2 separate regions of the Homo sapiens genome follow, and region 2 is linked to region 1. Evidence: read pairs that join two places in POLR2A ChIA-PET (ENCODE). Cell type or tissue: OCI-LY7. All regions are shown on one strand. Links, peaks and the distances in the headings refer to the core of each region. The heading gives the core; the rest is flanking DNA. Region 1 overlaps HADH (hydroxyacyl-CoA dehydrogenase). Region 2 overlaps COL25A1 (collagen type XXV alpha 1 chain).

Region 1 (12,461 bases), core at 1,713-9,712:
GGTATTCAATTAGGAAAAGAGGAAGTCAAATTGTCCCTGTTTGCAGACGACATGATTGTATATCTAGAAAACCCCATTGTCTCAGCCCCAAATCTCCTTAAGCTATAAGCAACTTCAGCAAAGTCTCAGGATACAAAATCAATGTACAAAAATCATGAGCATTCTTATACACCAATAACAGACAGAGAGCCAAATCGTGAGTGATTCACATGCTTCAAAGAGAATAAAATACCTAGGAATCCACCTTACAAGGGACGTGAAGGACCTCTTCAAGGAGAACTACAAACCACTGCTCAATGAAATAAAAGAGGATACAAACAAATGGAAGAACATTCCATGCTCATGGGTAGGAAGAATCAATATCATGAAAATGGCCATACTGCCCAAGGTAGTTTATAGATTCAATGCCATCCCCATCAAGCTACCAATGACTTTCTTCACAGAATTGGAAAAAACTACTTTAAAGTTCATATGGAACCAAAAAACAGCCCACATCGCCAAGTCAATCCTAAGACAAAAGAACAAAGCTGGAGGCATCATGCTACCTGACTTCAAACTATACTACAAGGCTACAGTAACCAAAACAGCATGGTACTGGTACCAAAACAGAAATATAGATCAATGGAACAGAACAGAGCCCTCAGAAATAATGCCACATATCTACAACTATCTGATCTTTGACAAACCTGAGAAAAACAAGCAATGGGGAAAGGATTCCCTATTTAATAAATGGTGCTGGGAAAACTGGCTAGCCATATGTAGAAAGCTGAAACTGGATCCCTTCCTTACACCTTATACAAAAATCAATTCAAGATGGATTAAAGACTTAAACGTTAGACCTAAAACCATAAAAACCCTAGAAGAAAACCTAGGCATTACCATTCAACACATAGGCACGGGCAAGGACTTCATGTCTAAAACACCAAAAGCAATGGCAACAAAAGCCAAAACTGACAAATGGGATCTAATTAAACTAAAGAGCTTCTGCACAGCAAAAGAAACTACCATCAGAGTGAACAGGCAACCTACAAAATGGGAGAAAATTTTTGCAACCTACTCATCTGACAAAGGGCTAATATCCAGAATCTACAATGAACTCCAACAAATTTACAAGAAAAAAACAAACAACCCCATCAAAAAGTGGGTGAAGGATATGAACAGACACTTCTCAAAAGAAGACATTTATGCAGCCAAAAAACACATGAAAAAATGCTCACCATCACTGGCCATCAGAGAAATGCAAATCAAAACCACAATGAGATATTATCTCACACCAGTTAGAATGGCAATCATTAAAAAGTCAGGAAACAACAGGTGCTGGAGAGGATGTGGAGCAATAGGAACACTTTTACACTGTTGGTGGGACTGTAATCTAGTTCAACCATTGTGGAAGTCAGTGTGGCGATTCCTCAGGGATCTAGAACTAGAAATACCATTGGACCCAGCCATCCCATTACTGGGTATATACCCAAAGGACTATAAATCATGCTGCTATAAAGACACATGCACACGTATGTTGATTGCGGCACTATTCACAATAGCAAAGACTTGGAACCAACCCAAATGTCCAACAATGATAGACTGGATTAAGAAAATGTGGCACATATAGACCAAGGAATACTATGCAGCCATAAAAAATGATGAGTTCATGTCCTTTGTAGGGACATGGATGAAATTGGAAATCATCATTCTCAGTAAACTATCACAAGAACAAAAAACCAAGCACCGCATATTCTCACTCATAGGTGGGAATTGAACAATGAGAACACAGGGACACAAGAAGGGGAACATCACACTCTGGGGACTGTTGTGGGGTGGGGGGAGGGGGGAGGGATAGCACTGGGAGATATACCTAATGCTAGATGACGAGTTAGTGGGTGCAGCGCACCAGGATGTCACATGTATACATATGTAACTAACCAGCACATTGTGCACATATACCCTAAAACTTAAAGTATAATAATAACAAAAATAAATAAATAAATAAAAATAAAGTCTCTGCCTAGATATGGAGATTTTCGGGTTGGACAGAGCTTTTCCATTTCACCCTCCTTGGTCCTACTACAAATTGGTGTGGTGGAAGGATAGATTTCTCTCCACTCCCACCCTTCCCTGCAACTTGAATATTGACGCTAAAGGGCTCCAGAAAACTACCTTCCCAGCAGCATATACCAAAACCTCCACATAGAATGAGGCAGTTGGAAACCACTCAAACTGCCTCAAGTAGGAAATTCAGTTTCAAAAATGCCATCCTCACTCCCTACTAGTTTTGGAGGCATCCCAATTTCCTGTCTTCTACACCTGCAATCTGAGTGGTGAAGTGGCTGTTCAAGAGCAGGTAGCAAGGGTAGAGTTCTTATTCCAGGAGGTTTTCTCTTCTAATACCTGCTTGCCTGAGAACAGACTACATTTTCTCATAGAATATTCCAGTAACTGCATCTGTAGAAGTGAAACTGAGGTGTCTCCATGAAGTTTATTGACATCATGAAGGGCTCCATTGCCACTCTGTCATCCAAAGGGATTCTACCTCGACAGACTAATTTATTTTAGGAGATGGGGTCTCGCTATGTTGCCCAGGCTGGACTCAATCTCCTGGGCTCACACAATCCTCCACCTCAGCCTCCCAAGAAGCTGGTATTACAGGTGTGCACCACCCCACCCAGCTTGACAAACTGATGTTCAAGTTAGCTATGGTATCCTCTCCCCTCCTTGATGATGAATCAAGAGCAGCTTGAATTTGTTTAAACCCTAGGGGCCATCCTATTGCTCCCTTGGCTAAATAATTAATAGACCTAGTAGGGCCTCCCACAATTTTGTTCTGAATAAATCTTTAGGAGTAACCTAATGTCATTTAAAACTACTGGCCACTACAATCCTAGCACTTTGGGAGGCCAAGGCAGGTGGATCACTTGAGGTCAGGAGTTTGAGACCAGCCTGGCCAACATGATGAAACCCCGTCTCTACTAAAAATGAAAAAATTAGCTAGGTGTGCTAGTGAGTGCCTATAATCCCAGCTACTAGGGAGGCTGAGGCAGGAGAATCGCTTGAACCTGGGAGGCAGAGGTTGCAGTGAGCCGAGATCGTGCCACTGTACTCCAGCCTGGGTTACAGAGCAAGACTCTGTCTCAACAAAATAAATAAATAAATAAATAAATAAATAAATAAATAAAAATAAAATTACATTATGATAGAATGAAGCATCATTATGCTCCTGTTCATATGCCACCACTTCTCTAATTACCATGTGTTAGGAGAATCTTGGGAACGTCTCTTCTACACACCTGCTGTTTGTCTGGGGTCTTAAATCATCCAGTCTACTGCTCACACATAACATGTAGCCTACCTGAGTGACAGCAACCCCTTTCTGACTAGCCCCGACCAGCACCTCTCTGAAAGTGTGGGAAGACCTTCCAGAGGAGCTGTGGGGTGGAGTGCAGAGCCCCAGCACTGGTCTTTTTGCCAGGTAGCCCAACTGCTTAATTTCTGAGACTCACTTTTCCAAGACTCAGGCCTGCTCTGAATCTTAAGCCTACTCCCTGCTGCTGTCACATGTTCAGGGCTGTCATCTGTAACCCGATGAACATAGGTTACTGGGGCTTCCTTCACAATTGGCCTATAGATGCTAGGCAGTGTGCTCAACACCTGAAACCTACTTCGCTTGGTCCCCAGCAACCCTATGGCATAGGTTCCATCCTTATGCCCATTCTACCAGATATACCCAGAAAACAAATAACTTCTCTAGGTTACACAGGTAAAGGCAGTGGAACTGAGAACTAGAACCCAAGTTGGTTTAATTGCAAAGCCCATGCTGTCAAGTAGTTGTGCTGGTTAATCCTGTAGCAGCAACTACAGTTGGTGATTTTCACTAAAACATTGAATAACATCAGTATCAATGACAGGGTTCTCTGTCTTTCAGGAGTTAAAGTCTGTTATGCCATGTCAAATGGTAGCAAGAAAAAAAATGCTAAAATAGACATTAAAACTGTGATGATGAAACAGTGAGACCAATTTAAAAAATAGAATTTACACAGCCAAATGGATTCTTTCAAAGTATAGTACTGAAAGCACAGCCATGATTTCATTGTTCAAAGCATTTTTTCGATTACTATTTATGTAGCATCAATGCCTGTTTATAAGAAAATTAGTCTCATAAAATTATAGCCACACCTTATACTTTTGGTAGACTTAATGAGTTACTTAGGTTGAAATGTTAAAGGGATTAAAATCAAGGTGGGGACAAGACAAAAGCTTGTTTCAAATATGTGAACGGTATAACTCACAAAGAAAGCATAATTAGTGTATGTTGTTGTATAAGCTGTGACTAACATAGTGGCTGTAACCTCTCCAATGATGACTAGTTGAATCTCAAATGGGTTTCTGAAAGCTGATGTGTTAGTCAAAACACTTACTATTAACGGAACCCAGTGGAGAGTCATTTTCTTTTTTTTTTTTTTTTTTTCTTATTTTTGAGACAGAGTCTTGCTCTGTTGTCCAGGCTGGAGTGCCATGGTGCCATCTCAGCTCACTGCAACCTCTGCCTCCTGGGTTCAAGCGATTCTCCTGCCTCAGCCTTCTGAGTAGCTGGGATTACAGGTGCCCGCCACAACGCCTGGCTAATTTTTTGTATTTTCAGTAGAGACAGGGTTTCACTATGTTGACCAGGCTGGTCTCAAACTCCTGACCTCATGATCTGCCCCCCTCGGCCTCCCAAAGTGCTGGGATTACAGGCATGAGCCACTGCACCCAGCTGAGAGTATTTTCTAACACCGGATTTGTTCATAGTAGTTTCCGAGTTCCAAGACATGGTTCCACCTACCCCCACGCTGTGTCATTGAAGTTCCCAAAGTGGAAATACGCTTTACAATTGATGTCAGAAAAAGTTAACCATTTTCCCCAGAAAAACTACTATTAACAGTGAATCTTAAGAACATGAAAGGGCCATGATTTTCATTTTACAAAGATATCTTGAGTTAAAACGATCCTTCAGAGAACTCCATTTTACTAAACAGAATTGAAGTCTAGGTGATGGCTATCAGAGGCTCACCATCTTTTTCAGCAAGTCATCTCATAAGTTGCCTGGTTTTCTTCTTAATCTCAAACTTTCACTTGTATTATAGGTAAATAAAAATATCACTGGCCGGGTGCAGTAGCCCACGCCTGTAATCCCAGCACTTCAGGAGGCTGAGGTGGGTGGGTCACGAGGTCAGGAGTTTGAGACCAGCCTGACCAACGTGGTGAAACCCCGTCTCTACTAAAAATATAAAAATTAGCTGGGCGTGGTGATGTATGCCTGTAATCTCAGCTACTCGGGAGGCTGAGGCAGGAGAATCGCTTGAACTCAGGAGGCGGAGGTTGCAGTGAGCTGAGATTGCGCCACTGCACTTCAGCCTAGGCGACAGAGCGAGACTCCGTCTCAAAAAACAAATAAATAAATAAAAATATCACTAAGGGGAAGCATAGGAGAGAGGAAAAAAAGTGGCCAAGTACGGTGGCTCACGCCTGTAATCCCAGCACTTTGGGAGGCTGAGGCAGGCAAATCATGAGGTCAGGAGTTCAAGACCAAACTGGCCAGCAATGGTGAAACCCCGTCTCTATTAAAACTATAAAAAATTAGCCAGGCATGATGGCACACGCCTGTAGTCCCACCTATTCGGGAGGCTGAGGCAGGAGAATTGCTTGAACCTGGCAGGTGGAGGTTGCAGTGAGCCAAGATTGTAACACTGCACTCCAGACTGGGCGACAGAGCAAGACTCCATCTCAAAAAAAAAAAAAAGTATCCTCTTGACCTAAAACTTGGTCTTTACTTTCAAGTGTCATAAAAGATTCATGACGGTTAGGAGGCAAGTTTGGGGAGGTGAGGAGAACCAAGAGCAGTGACACCAGGCCCAGCAGCACTGCCAGGACCCACCCTCCCTCTTGAACAAGTGCTGCCAAAACACAGTGGAGGATGATGCAAGGCACCTGGGGCTCTCACTGAGGCTCAGTTCTTAACCACAGACTGAAGCAAACAGCAGCAGCGGGCCTATATTTGGAAGCAGAGAACCTGACTGACATGACCTTCCCTCCCCCCGCCCCAAGAGCTCTCCGTGGCAAGCAGCTACGTTCACCTGAGAACGCAGAGACATGGAGTTGGGAAAGAAAAAGCTACTCCCTCACCTCCCATGTCTAAAGGAAGGATGTTCAAAATTCCTTCCTGGTCCCAAACACGGTGCATGGAAAATATTTTTTGAAAACGATAAAAGGATATTGAGAGGCTAGGCCTTTTGACTATTTGGTAGGCTTAAAGTGTATTTTAAAATGCCAGCCAGAAAGACTGCTGCAGCCCCTACCTTCTCATCCCGGCAGTCTGATAGTTGCATTGCTGAGTTACATCTTTCCTGGAATTCAGTGGTCAAGAAAGAACCCTGCCATTTCCAGGACAAGGGCCTGCATCCTATGGGGACTCTGGTGAGACAGTAAGGAAGTGAAGCCCCCACTTAGGCCCAGGGCTCATGCCAAAGGTCAAGAGCCAGCCTGAGAGAGCAGGGAGCTGTCAGACCACAAGGGTAACCTTTAGCGATGGAAATGCGGGTGGCCTCACAGGTGCTTCCTTTGGTTCGTTAGGCAGCATTTTATAAGAATAACCTAAAAGTGTCCTACCCAGGTTCTATGTGCGGTACAAATGCACCGATGTATTTATTTTCCCACTATGTTATAGATTCAAAATTTTTAAAATTAATAAGCTCCCTTTTATCAGTCATAAAATGAAGAAAAAAAATCTCTTGACTATTAGACCTATGACCCAGAACACCAAACAAGGATGCCCATTTTAGGGAGAGTCCTGTCTGAAATTTTGGATCGGAGATTTTCAAATGGGCTATTTTGTACTTAATTTTATCAAAACCTAGTTCTAGTCTAGGCTATGTGACAAAATATCTAGTGACTTTGGGCACATCCCTTAAGCTTTCTGCTAATGAGGCTATTGGACCTCAGGATTTCTGATGTCTTTCCAACTCCAAAATTCTATCTTGGAAGACACTTTCTTAAGCCAATGATTAAAAGAAGCTTACGTTACACTACTTCACTTTGTTGGCAAAGAAGAAACAGATGTTCCTTAAAAATTGTTCTCTGTGCCCTTATTACTGCTTTCCTGGTAAGAAATCTGGCAGCGACGGCCCCAGGCAGGTTTTACACAAATGCCTTGTCCTGCCATTCCCTCCCCGTCACTCCCACTTTAAAAATTAACAGCAGGTCAAAGAAGAGGAGAAATAGCTTCTGCCTAAATTACCAACTTTTACTTTTATAATCATTTGAGTGTATTACAATTTTATATTATACATTTTTTTCAATTCAAATTTTCAGACTGAAACATTGTTATTTTAGTAGAGTCAATTTATAGGCAATTTGCAACAGTGATTTCTCATGGAAAAAAGACACAGACAGACAGTAATCATTCAGATCTGTGGAACTGAATGACCATGAAAACCGACCTCCTGCAAACCATGCAAACAGAGATATGCTGACCCATTCAGCAGCAGCATCTTCACGACGAGCTGAATAAAGACACATCTTATGTCATGCCCAAAATGTAGGGCAAGACTCAAAGCTGCAGGTAGTAAAATGTTCTTATAAAGGCAAGATCCAGGTGCTGCTCGCTGCAGTGCTTCACAGACTATACCACTTGCTTGCCAGTGGCTTGTGACTCTCCCACGCAGCAACAGTGAGCATGGTGCACTCGCACTCTCAGAGGAAGTACTTTCCCGTTGATGAGAGAAGGAATCTAGGCAATTCTTCACAAAAATGACAAGGTTCAAAAAACATGTTTGCTCCAAGGCACCAAGGGTGTAAAGCTGTTTAGAAAATACACAGAAATGAACAGACTAAAAAAGGGAATTATTTCTTAATGGAGAATCTATTACTGCTGTAACTGGTGTAATAATCACTTCGATAGATTACAATCAAAATGCACATTTATTAAACTGTACTGTGTGAGGGAATGTCTGACCAAAGAGCATTCCCACAGGCACTCGGGGCACTGGCTGGAAAGCGCTCTCAGGTGTTCTTCTCAGAGCCGGAGAAGCTGCACATCACTTGTATTTGTAAAATCCTTCTCCAGTCTTCTTGCCGAACTTGTTCTCTGCTACCAGCTTATTTAAGGATGGGCTGGGCTGATGTAATGGGTTCTCTGCATCCATTTCATGCCACCCTATTGAGCGGAGGGAAGAGAACTCAGGATGAAGTGCTGGGTTTATTTTTACATCTTGGCATTTCCAAGGACAAGTCTGGAGGCCTGCCTCTGATGTGGGAGAGCCCCCCAGGCATGGCGCCCCTCCGGCCACCACTGCAGAGGCACCAAGGAAGGCTGTGCTGGTGCAGCCACATCAGCCCCAAAGCTGCTGCACTGCCACCCACCTGTGCTGCCTGAAGCCTGGCCCTACTATGGTCCTCCTGCTTATCCAGTGTCTTCTCAGAAATCACTACGGCCAAAGGCCCAAGTACACTGACAGAAGCCATTAATTTGCTGGTTGGATTCATCACTGGCACAGTTAACTTTCAGAATACACGTTAAAAAATCTGCATTCCTGCCATTGGTATTTTGCATCCACATAAGATTCAAAATTTAATTCTTCAACTAGCATTCTGTGAAACTTGGGAACAGATAGCTACATTCAACTTCAGTAGTCCAGTTTTAATTATTATTTTTACCCTGTCTTCAGAGCTTTTACATTACAATGGATATATTTTTTAAAATGGATGTGTATCTTGCTTGCAATGGAGGTTACACAAATCTATTGATGTGATAACACAGTGTACCAGTGTCAATTTCCTGGGATTTAATATTGTACTATGGCTATATAACCACTGGTGGAAACTGGGTGAAGGGCACACACACAAGACCTGTCTGTGCTATATTTGTAACTTCCTGTGAATCCATAAAGGTTTTTTTTTCTTCAAGGTCACCCTGTTAAAGAGACACTAGACAGTCACATTCTTCCTTCTCCTGACATCTGTTCATGAATTCTCAACCTGGTGAGGCAGGATTTTGGAAGGTCTTTATTAAGACCCCTGCTAACTTTTTTTAAAAAGGCATTATAATTTACAGTTCAGAAAAACTACCTCAATTAAAGACAACAAAAAATTCCAATTCCTACCATCCACGATGAACTTCGTAGTATCCAGTCCGACATAATCTAGAAGCTCAAATGGGCCCATGGGGTAACCGGCTCCTAATTTCATAGCAGTGTCAATGTCTTCTTTGGATGCGTCACCTAAGGAGAAAACGGCAGCACTGGGTCACCACCACCTTTCCTTGAATTCTCCCTATCACAGGATTAGCCCCAGAATTACTAGAATTTTATATGCTTGCACAATAAAAAAAATGCCTAGACTGAGACTTTCTGGCTTGGGTAAGATTTCCTCTCTAAAGTACATGCCAAAGAGGTCATAAGACTTTGTTTTTTTTGAGACAGAGTCTTGCTCTGTCACCCAAGCTGAAGTGCAATGGCACAATCTTGGCTCGCTGCAACCTCCGCCTCCTGGGTTCAAGTGATTCTCCTGCCTCAGCCTCCCTAGTGGCTGAGACTACAGGTGTGCGCCCCCACACAAGGCTAATATTTATATTTTTAGTAGAGATAGGGTTTCACCATTTGGCCAGTCTGGGCTCAAACTCCCAACCTCAAGTGATCCTCCCGTCTCAGCTTCCCAAAGTGCTAAGATTACAGGTGTAAGCCACAGTGTGTGGCCCAAGATTTTCAAAGCTACGCACCACTGAGGTGAATTTTGGAGTACTGATACCCTGTTCATGGAGACAGAAGTCTCCATGCCTGAAACTTCAGCTACTTTCAAATACATTGGGATTTTCCAACTCTGGAATCATTTATTAAAGTATAATTTAATGCTACAGCATATTTTTGATTTATAAATAAACTTTCTTAAAAAGAAAACTAAGCTTTCTGCTTTTGTATGTATAGTTATTGTATGTATTCTTTCCCCCAGTTTTTTGGGTTTTACAAGTAAGGAGTATTCCCCTGGCATCACATTTCACACAAACCTTTTAGTCAAGATACCTTTTAAAGAAAAGCCCAAACCCGAGTTAGAATCACCACACGTTTGGAAGTCTGTTGAGTAGACTACGACAAGGATCAATGTGCTTTTCCCTTGGAAATTTACTATGTCCTTTGGCCCCAAGAGGCCTTTATGGAGAACAATCTGTTCCCTTTCTTTGAAATCAGAAAAGTAGAATAGTCTGCAACAGGTGGCTATCTAGAATTTTGTTCCAAAGCATTAAGAAGTCAATCAGATCAAAGCTAAAGAAAAGAGGGAAAAATGTTAAGACACTCAGAGAGAAACTACTTAAACATCGATAAAGAAGATATATTTTTAAAAGCAAATAAATTACTAAAGTAATTCCAAAGGATTTCAAGGCATTTTAAGGTGACTAAAATACACCACAATTATTTATTATGGTTGACATTACTAATAACTACACTAATTAGGATTAGAGACGCCTGAGAAATCATGATTTGAGTGTTAGGCCATAAGAAAGCAAAGAAACAAAAATAATCATATAGGCAGCGTCATTCATTCATTCATTCATTCAACTTCTATTCATTATGTAGCAGGCACCAGAGATGTAGAATGAGACAAAGATAAACCAGACAAGCACTCAAGGTACTCATGACATAATGGGAGAACTCAGATGTGTAAGCCAAAAACTTCAACATAATAAGACCTGAAGATTCATGACTCACACAGCTCTGTGTGAGTAAAGATGGAGAGATTTACTCACACTGCCAGGGCTTCACCAAAACCACCCCCATGCCTGGGTCCTGGAAGGTGAAGATAATCCTGAGATGAGCAGACCAGGAAGGGCATTCTAGGTAGAGAGAACAGCACATGCAGAGGCAGGAATGGGAAGGAACACAGCATATTTGGGGTGTGGCTATGAAGCTTAAAAGTGGGTTCTACTCAGAGGATTTCATTAGGAAGCCCCGCAGCTTCTGTGCTGGTAGAGCCCTGGAATGCTGGAAGTGCCGGCCTCACAGGCTCCTCAGGCTTGGGATATGCTCCCTGTGCCTAGGTGCTGCCCTCAGACAGCTTCGGAGCTCAGTCTCTCACTTCCTCCAGGCCTCTGCTCAGGTGTCATACTTCTGACAGCCTCTTCTCCTCCCTGCATATATAAAAAAAGCAACTCCCTGCACTAAAGAAAAGGCCAGGACACTAGGACAAGACTCTTGCCACCCCTTACTATCTTCTTCTCCACAATTACTCATCACAACCTAACATGCTTATGTACTGGTTCATTTGTTACTGGCAGTCTCCCTGGGACAGAAATCTGACAGCATAATGGTTGCAACTCAGCTAAAGCCATTTAATGAAATCTATATTCAAGGACAGGACAATTAACCCTAGAAGCAACGCTGTAATTCCATATTCAGAGACTCACTTGAGGACTGTTTTATTTCAAGAAATAATATGAAGATACAGCACATGATAGAAAAATATCTAAATAACTCTACAAAGTCAGCCCAACTCTAAAGATCGTGTTCTCAATAATGCAGAGCAAAAGAGGCAAACTTTCAGAAACAGAGAAACAAAATACAGAGATTGGTGTGCCAAGTGACAGTTAGATGTGGAATCATGTTTTAAACTAATAATTCTTAAACTTCTTTAGAATCAAGTACTTCTGACAATCAGACACCCTTTCCATAAAAAATGCACATATAACCCAAATTCTGCGTCAACTTTAGGAGGTTCATTGGACACCCTCTCCTACCTCCCTCCAGTTAAGAGCCCCTAACTCCAGACAAGACAGCAAAGGAAAGCTTCCTCAGTGAACTCCAGATCAGCACAGCTGAGGGGCTGGGACTTGCCCAACATCTGCTTCTTTGTCTGGCTCAGCAGCACCACCTGCCAACCATTCTTAGCATGAACAACAGAGGCACTTAGCAACAACTCAGAAACAGCATTTTTACTCATCAGCAGCTGCCTATGTGCCCGCCCTACACAGCACCTTGGGACATATGAAGATGAGGAGGAGCCAGAGTGCCCCAGAAAAGAGAGTATAGTAAGGGAAAGAAAACACCTGCCATGCCACAGGGAAGACAGTGACAAGTGACCCAAGGGAGAGCCAAAGCAAGAAGAGTTGTGATGACAGAGATGATGTCCAGCTGGGAGCTCTGCAGACACTCAGGTGGGGCAACGTGGGAATGGCAGGAGTAGTTGGCGGTGATAACAGCAGGGGCAGAGGTTGGCCAGAAGGAAGGCTCTCTGGCAGAGCTTGTAGATGGCAGGAAACCAGAGAACCACTGAGCCTGTCTTGAGCAGGGGCGACAATGTGAGCAAGATGTCACATGGTGACTGGGGGGCAGGCTCATGGTGCTCCCAGGCCTGTTGCCAGCAGAGCCCTCCTGAGAAGAGCTGACCATTTGGCCCCACCATCCTGCCCACACTGGCCATTAGGAGTGGGTGCCTGGCAAGGG
Region 2 (12,461 bases), core at 1,947-9,946, 820 kb before region 1:
CTTTAAGAGAAGTTGTATTTCCTATTTCATAGGAATAGCTTCTTTGAAAAAAATTAAGAACTTTCCTTAAATTGTGTATTGTATAATCTAATTTTTCATTTCCTCGCTGTCTTTGTGATAAATGCTCGAATTATACTCTGCTTTTTAGTTGACTCCCTTCGTTGCATTAAAATTCTACTGCCAATTGAAATTCTCCTCTATATCATACTCTTTATACTATCTGCAATAACATATATACTGTCAGCAGAATCATATTATTTAAAATGCTGTTAGCTACTAATGTGGAAAAAAATGTGTGCAAGATGAAGAAAACAGAGAGCAAAGATTATTAATGCTTCATTCATAGCAAATTTATTATGATCAATGTTATTGGCATACTGTGGATGGGAAGAATTATAATCCTTTTTCCTGCTTATCTTTATTCATCCTTACCCAGTTTATAGGAATCTGTAGAAAGACATATAAAAATGCTTTGAAGTCCATACAGAAAAAGAACCCTATCAATTTAAGGCTGTTTTAAAGAACCTTTAAATCTACACAGGTTCGAATCTCTTCTCCAAAGTTTCAGTTTACATTTCTAAGAATTTTGAGGGCTTGGACTATTCCTGCTGCTCTACAGTTGAGGTAATGCCACCATCAATGAAACTTCAGATAAATTTCCTATTGCATTGAAAAAAGAGAGAGAGCTGGGTTTGCCCTGCCCCTGACCTTCAGCGCTGCCAACCTGTTCCAGCTGGCTGCTGTCCACTTCAGCACTGAGTGTTAAAATGCCTATACCTACAGATGAACTTTTCCTTAGATCCCCATCATCAGAGGGAGGCCTAGCCTGTGACCTTCCTTTCCTAATTCTCCCTAGAATGAGCTCTCTACTCCTTTCCTGTCCCAACTATCTACACTTTTCTTCTCAGAGGAAAAACAATTGTTGGCTCTTTTTCCCTTTGCCCCAAATCTCTTCATAAAAAGGAAGAAAATGGCTCAATTTGCAAGGTAAAAGCTTACTTTGGGTGCCATAGAAACCACTTGCTTTGCCTTTGCAGATCCTACCTAGTGAGACAGTTACCATATATATTGTTGTTTCAAGATACTCTATTACCTGAAAAGGGAGTTTTTTAAAAAAAGGAATTTTAGTTCTTTTCAAGCTGCATCTTAAAAAAGCATTTGCTATTTTGGTGGTGGTTGCTGTTGTTTTTCACTTCAGAAGTTCATATTAAAGGTGCTTCTGTATGGCATAAACATGTTCTTACACGAGATTTCTAGATTCCCCCACTTCTGATTAAGTTTTTTCTCTTTCCAACGGGAAAAGGGGGATCGTGGAGAAAAAGGGGACTCTGGAGCTCAGGGACCAAGGGTGAGTGTTCCTCTCATCCATCTAAACTTTTGCTCCCTACAATCCCAGATTTGAATTCATGTCTGCATGGCTATTCATATGACATCTGTATTAATAATACTTAATAATAGTATTGGAGGTAGACTACTGTAATTATTCCTGAAACACCCCTACCTCCTTTATTTTCCTCACCAGGAGCAGTGCATGTAGGGATTCCAACACATAAACTAAGCTTCTTTGAGAAGGCCTAAAGAACTCCCCCTGTCTACTTTCCCTCTGTTCCCATCCAGCTAATGGAATTTTCCACTTTTCAATTAACTCAATTATAAAGAAAGCAATAACCCATATGTTCAGTGTCTTTTTTTAAAAAAAAAGGGAATTATGACATGACTAATGGAAATTAAGTAGCAGATCTAATAAGCAGGGTAGAAGTCTTAAAAATATACATGTATTCTATTGTTTGTTCCCTATTTTGTTTAATTTTTGTGGCATTCATTCCTGATGGGAAAGCCAAGTATTTTTCTACAGAACAATGTTCTATCTTTTTAAAGAATGACGGCCAGGTGCAGTGGCTCACACCTGTAATTCTAGCACTTTGGGAGCCAAGGCTGGTGGATCACCTGAGGTCAGGAGTTCAAAGCCAGCCTGCCCAACATGGTGAAACTCTGTCTCCACTAAAAATACAAAAACTAGCTGGTCATGGTGGTGCATGGGAGGCTGAGGCAGGAGAATTGCTTGAACACAGGAGGCAGAGGTTGCAGTGAGCCGAGATCACGCTACTGCATTCCAGCCTGGGCAACAGAGTGAGACTCCGTCTCAAAAAAAGAATGAGGAAGCAATGTATGAGGTATGGATGAGGAACAAAAGGTTAGAGGATGCTTTAATAAATATGAATAAAGCAAATAAAATTTTACATGTCACATCAGAGTAGCCTATATTGTAATTTTCAGAAAATAGTTTCAAAAATTAAATCGTATTTTTTATCAGATTTCATATATTGAACCTACCAAAGACAGGATATAAGAAGTGGTTTGCCTCCTTTGAGATAAGGATACATTTTGAACATAATTATTTATATATTCTAAAGTACAGTTGGGCCTTAGTAGGGAAATGATATTCAGAGAGAGCTGTGAGTTGTATTTCTGTTTCTGCCACAGTCCACCCTACATGCTAAGCTAATACCCATGATTTTCCCTTGATTGGTTTTGTCATAGGGTCCACCTGGTCAAAAAGGGGATCAAGGAGCCACTGAGATCATAGACTACAACGGCAACCTCCACGAAGCCTTACAGGCAAGTGACTGGTCCCTGCCCTGACACACACTGAGAAGGATGCTGAGGAGCACCCATGTAATGTGTGCAAATATGAGCTTCCACACCCTCTATCCTCAGAGGACTCCACTGCTCAAGGCACCCCTTCTCCCTGTTCTCAAGAACTCATCCCCTTCTCTGTGCCCCAGTTTATCTTCTTTATTTTGTAGCATTTTTCAATCATTTCTTTCCTTTCCCTTCCACCTTCAGATATAGTTAAGCCTTATGAGGGATAAACCTTGTGTTAGTTTGGCCAATTTTTGCCTCCTTCCTTGCAGAGGGAATGTGGCAAGGCAATCAAGAGCTCTGTGCCTCTGGGGCTGGAGCTGCTTGCATTCAAATCTCAGCTCTCTTGTTTACTAAATGTGTGACCTAGGGCAAGTTATTTCACTTCTCTGTGCCTCAGTTTTCCCATCTACAGAATGAGGATGGTAGCAGTATCTGCCTCATAGCCTTGTTGAGAAGAGCAAATGGCACAATATATATTATACTCTTAGAACAGTTCCTGGTACATAGTAAGCCCTCTGTATTTCTTATTACTGCTACCATATAATTCTTTTCTTCTTATTAAGTAAGCAATAGACTATGTGGCTTGTTTCTATCACCTTTGCTTCCTATTCATTCTTTTCATGTTTAGACTCCTGCATTCTAGCCTCTATCATCATTCTGTTGCATCTTCTCTTACAAAGGTCAACAATAACTTCTATGTCAAGTCCACTGGACTCATCGCCCCTGACATTTTTGTGATATTGATATCAAACCACCTTCCTTTGAAACTTTTTTTTTGTCTCTCTGACCTTCTACTTTCATTTTTTCCATTTTTTTTCTCTGGCGTATCACCTTTATTTTGGTGTTTCTAATTTGTCTGTCTATTCCCTAGTTTTTGGTATCCTCAAGTCTCTGATCTTTTCTTGGTACAGTCACTCCCTCTGTGTTCTTCCACATTATGGCTCTCAATTCTTTCATCTCTAGATATAATCTGTGTATGCCCCCAGCTGTCCAAGAATATTTCCATTATGGATGTATGAATGCCTTATCAGCTTCCACCAATACAATTATACTGGTTACCTTTCCCACCTACGAAATGAGTCCCTTTTTTAAGTGACCGGTTTCTGTTAGTGATACCATGAATCTGAATTTTGAGGGAATAGAAAGTTTAGAGTCATTTTTAAACTATTCTTAGTCCTTTACTTATTCTGTCTCACCAAGGGGCTGCTATTTCCTTTTTCAAAGTATCTCTTGAGATTGCCTGTTCTTTCCATTCCTAACTGAGTCCACATCCTGTTTACTTCATGCCTAATACAGCAACAGCTCCTTGACCAATGACTCTTTCCCTAGTGCCTCCTGGTCCTTCTAATTCATCTTGTGTATCACTCCAAGATTAATTTTTATAAATGATCATGGCTTCGATGGTTCTAATTTGCTCAGAAACCTTAATGACCCCCCTACTGTCTGTTCTATCAAGCCCAAGCTTCTCCATCTTAATCCTCTATAGTCATGCCCTTCCTGTGGAGAACTTTTCATTTCTCCACAGCAGAATTCCCCCTGATATAATCATTGTTATCATATCCATACAAGTCTCCTCCTTTTTGCATGTGTTCATCCCATTCTTCCTTCCTTTCTTTCCCATATAAATTCTACACAACAATCCACTGCTGCCACTCAGATGAGTTCTTCCTCTTAATCCTTTTAAACATTAGTGGTGGGGTTCTAGTGGTTTACTATTTAAAATCAAACTCCATAGTTGATTTTAGTCTTACCTCTTATGAGATTGTAAGCTTGGTGACAGAAAAACATTTTATGCTTATATTAACCAGATATGTAAATATTAAGTAAATGGTTATTGGTTGAATAAGTATACTTCATTCGTATGTACAAGCCATTTCTTTGCTTGTAAGCCGAATTAGTTGTTTTAAATATATCTCTGCTACTTTGTACCTGTTTGAATTATTTTTCCATCTTTATGATTTTACTAACACAATCTAATTATGACAGATCTGTACCTGTATAGGTTCTTTGCTCCAACTATCATTTTTAACTAGTAGAGCACTAAGTCGTTTTTTTTTTTTAAATCTATTTTCAGCTCAGCCTATTTTTTGGCCTTTTCATTATTTTTCTTCTGGTAAAATACAAACAGAAGCATGTTTACTGCTTGGAGAAATGTTGCTTGGACAGTATCTTTAGTTAGGAGCTTGAATTAGTGTTCCTCTGTGTAATTGGATTCGATGTAAGTAGTGGCCTCTGGGTTACTGTCAAATTCTAGAACTAGTTTTCTAAATTATTCCCTTTTCCCCACAAGTTGATAACTATGTAAGGAAAGAAAGGGAGACAGAGACAGGGAACACAAAGTTTTGGTGTGCCTACTGTTTTCAAAGTTCTTATAAAATATAGGGACTTTTTAAAAACTTAGTTTATTAGCAATGTTGTAAATTGCCCTTGAACTACTTCCAGTGGCCCCATAATTCCAGCTACCTTTAAGAGGTATCTACTTTCTTATCCTCCAAGAACTGTTCCAATATAATTGGGCATTTTCTGCAACACTGTGATCAAGTTCTCAAAGCATTCTTTGCATGAACTGGGCCTGGCATGAGGCAAGCTATCCTTAGTCTAAAATGGAAATCTCTATTTTGATCTCCCCTCTATTAGCTCAGTCATTTGGGGAAAATTGCTTAATGTATCTATACTTCATTGATCTTATCTGCAAAATAAGGATGTTATTGGAATAAATTTTTTTCTATGAGTCCACGAAACCTAATACTATTCTTAGGGTGATTTTTCAGAGCTTCTGAACACTTTTTACTGATATGCCTAAAAGCATTGTACTTTTTAAAAAATGTGACACCTATATTTCAATATGAAACGATATACTTCTGTTTCTTTTTCTCATCTTTAATTGTATATGACTACTAAACAGCCAATATCCATCATAGTCAACTAGTTCATGCTTATGTCTCAACCTAAATGTTTATTATTCTTATTGGGTTGGTTGTGAGGCAACTATTTGCCATGCTTATAAATAGCTTATAGTTATCTTTTCACATCAAAACTATTGGTTTCCCTAACATAGTGCTCTAGTGAATTGAGTCCCTCATAAAATTAATACATTAGATTGAGAAGAGATGGTAGACATTTATTCTTCTAATTCTCTAACCAGTGATGGATATTTACAGTTTTGCAGGTATGTCATTGTTATCCCTTTTAAAACAATCTGCCAAAAATACTCTAGGATAATCAGATAAATAGAAATATATTACAGTTATAATCATACCATATTAGAAATATAAAATTTTACTGTTGCCTCTATTGAAGATTGTGATTTACATAAACATTGCCATAAGCTATTTATTTTTATTTAAGGTGGCTAAATTTCTACAAATTAGCAGTAAAACCTCTGTTTCCTAACTGACTCTTTAAAAAATTCTCATCGCCATCTAAACTAAACCTGTTCTCTAGTATGAATCGTGGGCGAGTTTAAGCTTTCATCATTATGAGAAATGAAAGAAAGTAACCTTTAATTCTAAAGAGATTCAGATAAACATTTCAGGGAATAAATCACAAAGCAGGCTGCTGGGCTTTACCCAATTTGCAGTTTCTGTAGTTCATGCCTCCCATTTCACGTCGCGTCTCACTAGAGAATGCCATGTCTTTCTCCATCACCACCAAAAATTCTGACTTTCAAATCATTATTTGAGTTCAAAAGAGAATCCTGTTGAGTTTATATAGCTTTAACTTGGATTTGCCACATATAAGAAATGCACAGTGAGCCACATCGTTAGGACTTCTCTGTGTGTCTGCATACTGGTGCTTCCAGTTGGTGGTCAAGACTATGTATTTGTGAAGTTAGCTCAGTTTGTTGTCATTGAAACCTATTAGCTGGATGGAACATTATACAATTTTAAAGTTTCACAAACATAGTTATTTAACAAAATCATTTAAACTCCATCTGTTAGGTCAGTTACTATTAATAATATTCTTTTATTTTGCAGCTCATTATTAAACATGTTATCTTTAAATTTAAAAAAATACAAACTAGCATTATGTTCAGGTGAAAAATGAATTAGTATATGGCACATGTTGGAAAACCTCAGAGAGCTCAAATTTGAAAATCCCTTTCCTTTTTAGGGCTTTATGATCCTGTTTTCTAGTTAAAAAGTAACATGTAATTGGAAGACAATGATAAAGAAATTATTTCTACTCCTTAATTTTCTGATAGCCTTGTTTAAATGACTTCTCTACACTGTAGGAACAACAAAAAAAAAGTAGCTTTACCATAACTACAAATCCAATTCTTGTTCTAGGTGAATTCCTGAAGCATAAACTGAATGGAATTATGTTACACAGATCTGGTGGTGTAAAATTCTGGGACCTTATTTTTTTCTTATAACCTTGCCCCCAGTTTGTGGACATTTTACCTTTTACAACAATTTAAAAAATAAAAAAAAAAAACAGTAACAACAGCTCAAATCAGAAATTGGAGTGGAACAGTGGAAAACAGAAGGATGGTGTTCAACTGATACCTACAAGTTTGAATGTAATTGAATAATGTTTCTCTATGACCAGAGTCCCTAAAGGAAATGTTCTCCCCTCTGTGATTTCATAAAGTGGTTATCAACCCCATAGAACTTTCAGCACAGAACCTAGACCAGAAAAATGTTAATTCAAAAATATGATTCATGGATCAGGAATTATGTTTTAGAGATTCAGACTTAGACACGGTATATTTTGTTACAGTTCTCTAACACTTTAAGAAATTAGATTAATTCTTTCAGTATATACCCAGTAATAGGATTGCTGGGTCAAATGGTATTGCTAGTTCTAGATCCTTGAGGAATTGCCACACTGTCTTCCACAATGGTTGAACTAGTTTACACTCCCACAAACAGTGTAAAAGTGTTCCTATTTCTCCACATCCTTTTCAGCATCTGTTGTTTCCTGACTTTTTAATGATCGCCATTCTAACTGGCATGAGATGGTATCTCATTGTGGTTTTGATTTGCATTTCTCTAAAGACCAGTGATGATGAGCTTTTTTTCATATGTTTGTTGGCTGCATAAATGTGTTCTTTTGAAAAATGTCTGTTCATATCCTTTGCCCACTTTTCAATGGGATTGGTTTTTTTTCTTGTAAATTTAAGTTCTTTGTAGATTCTGGATATTAGCCCTTTGTCAGATGGATAGATTGCAAAAATTTTCTCCCTTTCTGTAGGTTGCCTGTTCACTCTGATGGTAGTTTTTTTGCTATTCAGAAGCTCTTGAGTTTAATTAGATTCTGTTTGTCAATTTTGGCTCTTGTTGCCACTGCTTTTGGTGTTTTAGTCATGAAGTCTTTGCCTATACCTATGACCTGAATGGTATTGCCTAGGTTTTCTTCTAGGGTTTTTATGGTTTTAGGTTTTACATTTAAATCTTTAATCCGTTTTGAGTTAATTTTTGTATAAGGTTTAAGGAAGGGGTCCAGTTTCAGTTTTCTGCATATGGCTAGCCAGTTTTCCCAACACCATTTATTAAATAGGAAATCCTTTCCACGTTGCTTGTTTTTGTCAGGTTTGTCAAAGATCAGATGGTTGTAGGTGTGTGGTGTTATTTCTGAGGCCTCTGTTCTGTTCCATTGGTCTATATATTTGTTTTGGTACCAGTCTACTATAAAGATACATGCACATGTGTGTTTATTGCAGCACTATTCACAATAGCAAAGACTTGGAACCAACCCAAATGCCCATCAATGATAGACTGGATAAAGAAAATGTGGTACATATACACCACGGAATACTATGCAGCCATAAAAAAGAATGAGTTCATGTCATTTGTAGGGACATGGATGAAGCTGGAAACCATCATTCTCAGCAAACTAACCCAGGAACAGAAAACCAAACACCACATATTCTCACTCATAAGTGGGAGTTGAACAATGAGAACATATGGGCACAGGGAGGGGAACATCACACACCAGGGCCTGTCAGGGGGTGGGGGGCAAGGGGAGGGATAGCATTTGGAGAAATACCTAATGTAGATGACGAGTTGATGGGTGCAGCAAACCACGATGGCACATGTATACCTATGTAACAAATGTGCACATTCTGCACATGTATCCCAGAACTTAAGTATAATAAATCAATCAATCAATAAATTTTAAAAACTCATTTGTTTTTCTGATTAAGTTCACAAAAAAATTGGAATGCCAAAAAAAAGGAAATTAGATTAATTCTATGTCGACTAATATCTTTAGTTATGGCACACACACACGCACACACACACACGCACAAACACAAAGTTAGTTTTAATGCAACAAATGAGCTGCAGACTAAAAGAGAAAAAATATGCAATTGGGTATTTCAGTTTTCTCTAATGAAGTACTCTCTAGAATAGTGCTTTTATCAATAGCAAAATTTCTCAGTTCACAATTATACTGACAAGCCTCTAGCATATATGACTTTACTGCATTATTTTTTTCAATCAGGTGAATTAAAATTTTGACATTTCTTTTTCTTCAGCCATAGATTTTTTAAATAGGATTCTAAAAATAATTTTTAAAAAATCTCTACAACTATACTGTATTGAAGATAGGGTAATATGTTCTCAGTATCTTGTCAAATCCTTTTAAGATATCAGACTAGCCAAACATATTCAAAAAGTTGATTATTTCACAAATGTATTACTGTACTTTGGCACACAAAATAGATAACTCTGTCTTTGTCAACACATTTTCCCAACAGAGGATTACCACCTTAACTGTCACGGTAACTCCTATTGCATGCTTTCTGTGGTTTGTGGTTTTGTATTTGGTGTTGATGCATGCCAGCCAAAATGGTACTAATGTAGCTATTGTTTTTATCTGATACTTAATTTTATGTTTTCTTGTATTAATAATCTTTTACATTTGCTCCAGTTGAATCACTTTGTCTGCTTAGTGAAAAGGTCAAGAAAAAAGTGATTGCTAATTTTCTTAAAAGTCTCTGGCCTTATCTGAACAATATAGCTTTATTCTTTAGGGTTTGGGAAATCAACGCCTTTGGGGTGGAGGGGTAAGGAGTGTATGTAGAAACAAAGCTAATATTCGTATGCTAATTCATCCCAATACGATGAGTGTGGAGCATGGCAGCAATTTTACATTGCCTTACCGAATCTACCCAGAAGCACCTTCCACATTATTTTGACCTCAAATGTGTTAATATTTTAGCATATAAATAGGTGTTTTTTTCTAATTATGTAACTAGTAAAATTTTTCCTCATTGCAAATTTATATTTGGGGAGATCTGATTACGATAGAAATAAGGAAGGTGTATAGTGTGCCTATTTAAGGTATGAATTTTAATACATATAATTACTACTTTTAAAAACTGTGCTTTTTCTTGATTTAGGGTCCCCCTGGACCTCCTGGACCTCAAGGACTACAAGGGCCAAAGGTTATTCTTTATTTACTTGTTTCCATTTATCACATACAGTGCAGGGAATACCGTATTAAGTATATGCATCTTTGAAAATCAGTCTTACAAAATGCTGAAGAAGCTGAGATCAACAGTATTGTTTTAGAGAGCGAAGAAAAGAAATTGAGGTCTGGACTGAAGGAAGATAGAAAATTAGAAAAGAAGAAGGGAAAATAGGAAAAGAAGAGAGAGAAATTTAATTTAGGGAAGACATTGAAAAAAGATATTAAACAAGGGAAAAACAAGTTCCACAGAAATTATAAATGTAAAAAACACTAAATGTGGTGTATGAAAACAAAAGAAAATGTTTGATTAAAGGAGGATTAGAGAAAATTTAACTTGACACCAAGAAAGATCCTTGCTTCTAATGCTTTTATAGTAAAAAGAGTAAGAAAAGTTTTAGTATGGTGCATTCACAAATCAAAATTTTAGGAATCATTTTTCATAATGCATTCTTTATTATATACTTTCAGACATTTTGCCATTTAAATCTTATCTAATGAAACATACCAACTAAAAATAGTAGAAGGCTAGAATTGCTTTATATCTAAACTTTGTTGATGGCTTTATCCCTCCAAACTGAAGCTTAGTCATTCAACCATGTTTGATCAATTAACACATGGCCAGTGATTCTGGCTTTTCAGAACTGAGCTACATGTGTTGAAATATGACTTTCGTCATTGGATTCTTGTAGGAGATTCAAGTTATTTCAGAATTCATCTTTTGTTAATGCTTCTTAAGGCAGTTTATTTGCTAAGTCTGTCATAACACACACTCACACGTATCAGCTTTCATACTCTCTCAAGATACTTAAAAACAGAAATCTAGTATATAGAAACTTTATTTTTCTATCATATAAAGGAATATAAATTACAATATTACTGAGCTCCTTGCCTATATATTTAGAACATAGATCCTAATTTCAAATAGATTTCTTGTATAACATTAATATAAGGTGTGGGATTTTTAACTTTCTATTTCTCCAGCACATTCTGGTCCCTAAGAGACATAACACAAAAAAACTATATATAATCTTTATTCTTGGTGAGCAACACTGCCTGGATCCCCATTCAATAATATCTTGGTGAGCTGGACTAGATATCCTAGAAGGAAATCTGCAATTTCTTTTTTTCCTTTGTGTAGAACCAACCAAGTGTCTAAGTTCATTATTTCACCTCCTCGCTTGACTAAGACTCCAGAACCAAAATTGTCCCCAAAGCTAAATACATATCTCATTTCCCACAAACCTCAAAAGTTTCCAGGACTTTTCTCTTCTCTACAGTCCAAAGGCCTAGAGAAGCCCCAAAGGCACCCATTCTTTGACCCAAAGAGGCAAAAAGGACCTCCTAGGTAAAAAATCTGTATCACTAAAACCTATATTCCCCTGGTTTTATAATCCAATTGCTATTCGTGTATTAATTCAGTTATTCAGTAAGTAATTTTTGAGCCTCTACTCTATGGTAAGGACTAATATCTAGTAAGGATACTAGAAAGAAATTCCAATAAAGGGCTTATGGCCTAGGGAGGGAGATAGGCAAGTAAAGGTACAATTATTAATAGAGTAAGTGCATAGAAGGTCCCTCTAAGTCTTAAGAGCCAAGGGTGGCTTTGAGTTGAAACTGAAAGACAGGAAGAAGTTGCCCAGATGAATATCTAGACAAGCAATATGGAGGAGGGTTGAGTCATTCTCGCTTACCTCCTACCCTTGCCATCCTTCCCAGTATGCTATCATCCCTACCCCACCCACCCCACAATGGTCTTATAATTGAGATCTTGTGTTAGCTGATGTAGTCCTTTATGTTTTTCATGGTCTGTCCTTGAGAAGGTTGGGATAATTGGGGTGGAATGTAGCTATGACCAAGAGACAGCAAAATGTAGCCTGAGTCAAGTACAGAACCCCTTCTGATCTTGGAATTCAGACTGAATGGGAACTTACTCAATTAGCATTTCTCCTTCATTTATCACACAAGAATTGTTTGATTCCCTACACATCAAATAACTCTTACAAACCCCATTTGAGGGGTGAAGGATAAATGAATAACTCATGAATTATGTTTTCCTTTTAAACACTTGTGAATCATATTTTAAAGGGAAAAGCCTAGCAAAGCCATCATTATTGGACCCACAGTGCTGACAAGTATTCAGACTCTGAATGAAACTAGGGCTTAGCCAGGTGCATCCAACCTCAGCAGACTTGTTTGTGGCAAAATAAAATTTGCTGCTACCACAAAGAGCAGGAAACCTGAAATAAGAAAAGGCCCTTCCCCCGCCGCTTTTCTTGCTTCATTTGTTTATAACCACAAGATCATGCCTTCCTTAAACACTGGAAAGCTCAAATTTCATGCTGTACCTCATAGCTCTTAAAGTTTTTACCAGGGAAAGGAGCTCTAACCATTTCAAT

What was found. Peaks named below come from ENCODE experiments on the same cell type or tissue, not always from the same donor. Only the 100,000 strongest peaks of a DNase experiment are listed, where the experiment ranks them.
Region 2: POLR2A ChIA-PET joins it to region 1 with 10 read pairs; 2 of 35 experiments call an interaction of 5 or more read pairs at or near these places.

The regions. Positions count from the first base shown.
Region 1 is chr4:108,029,963-108,042,423 of GRCh38, reverse strand. HADH (hydroxyacyl-CoA dehydrogenase) reads right to left here. Exons shown (of 8, transcript NM_005327.7): 7 at 9,132-9,248; 8 at 7,253-8,185. The coding sequence ends at 8,067. Among named protein-coding and RNA genes, the nearest start is that of HADH, 46 kb to the right of the region's middle. In OCI-LY7, for the core only: a CTCF peak has its summit at 8,553; DNase peaks (open chromatin) are centred at 5,973, 6,543, 7,633, 8,883 and 5 weaker places; H3K4me3 peaks cover 5,663 bases; H3K27ac peaks cover 7,693 bases.
Region 2 is chr4:108,849,814-108,862,274 of GRCh38, reverse strand. COL25A1 (collagen type XXV alpha 1 chain) reads left to right here. Exons shown (of 38, transcript NM_198721.4): 23 at 1,304-1,348; 24 at 2,542-2,619; 25 at 9,350-9,373; 26 at 9,995-10,039. Among named protein-coding and RNA genes, the nearest start is that of ETNPPL, 93 kb to the right of the region's middle. In OCI-LY7, for the core only: no CTCF peak of the experiment used is centred there; no DNase peak of the experiment used is centred there.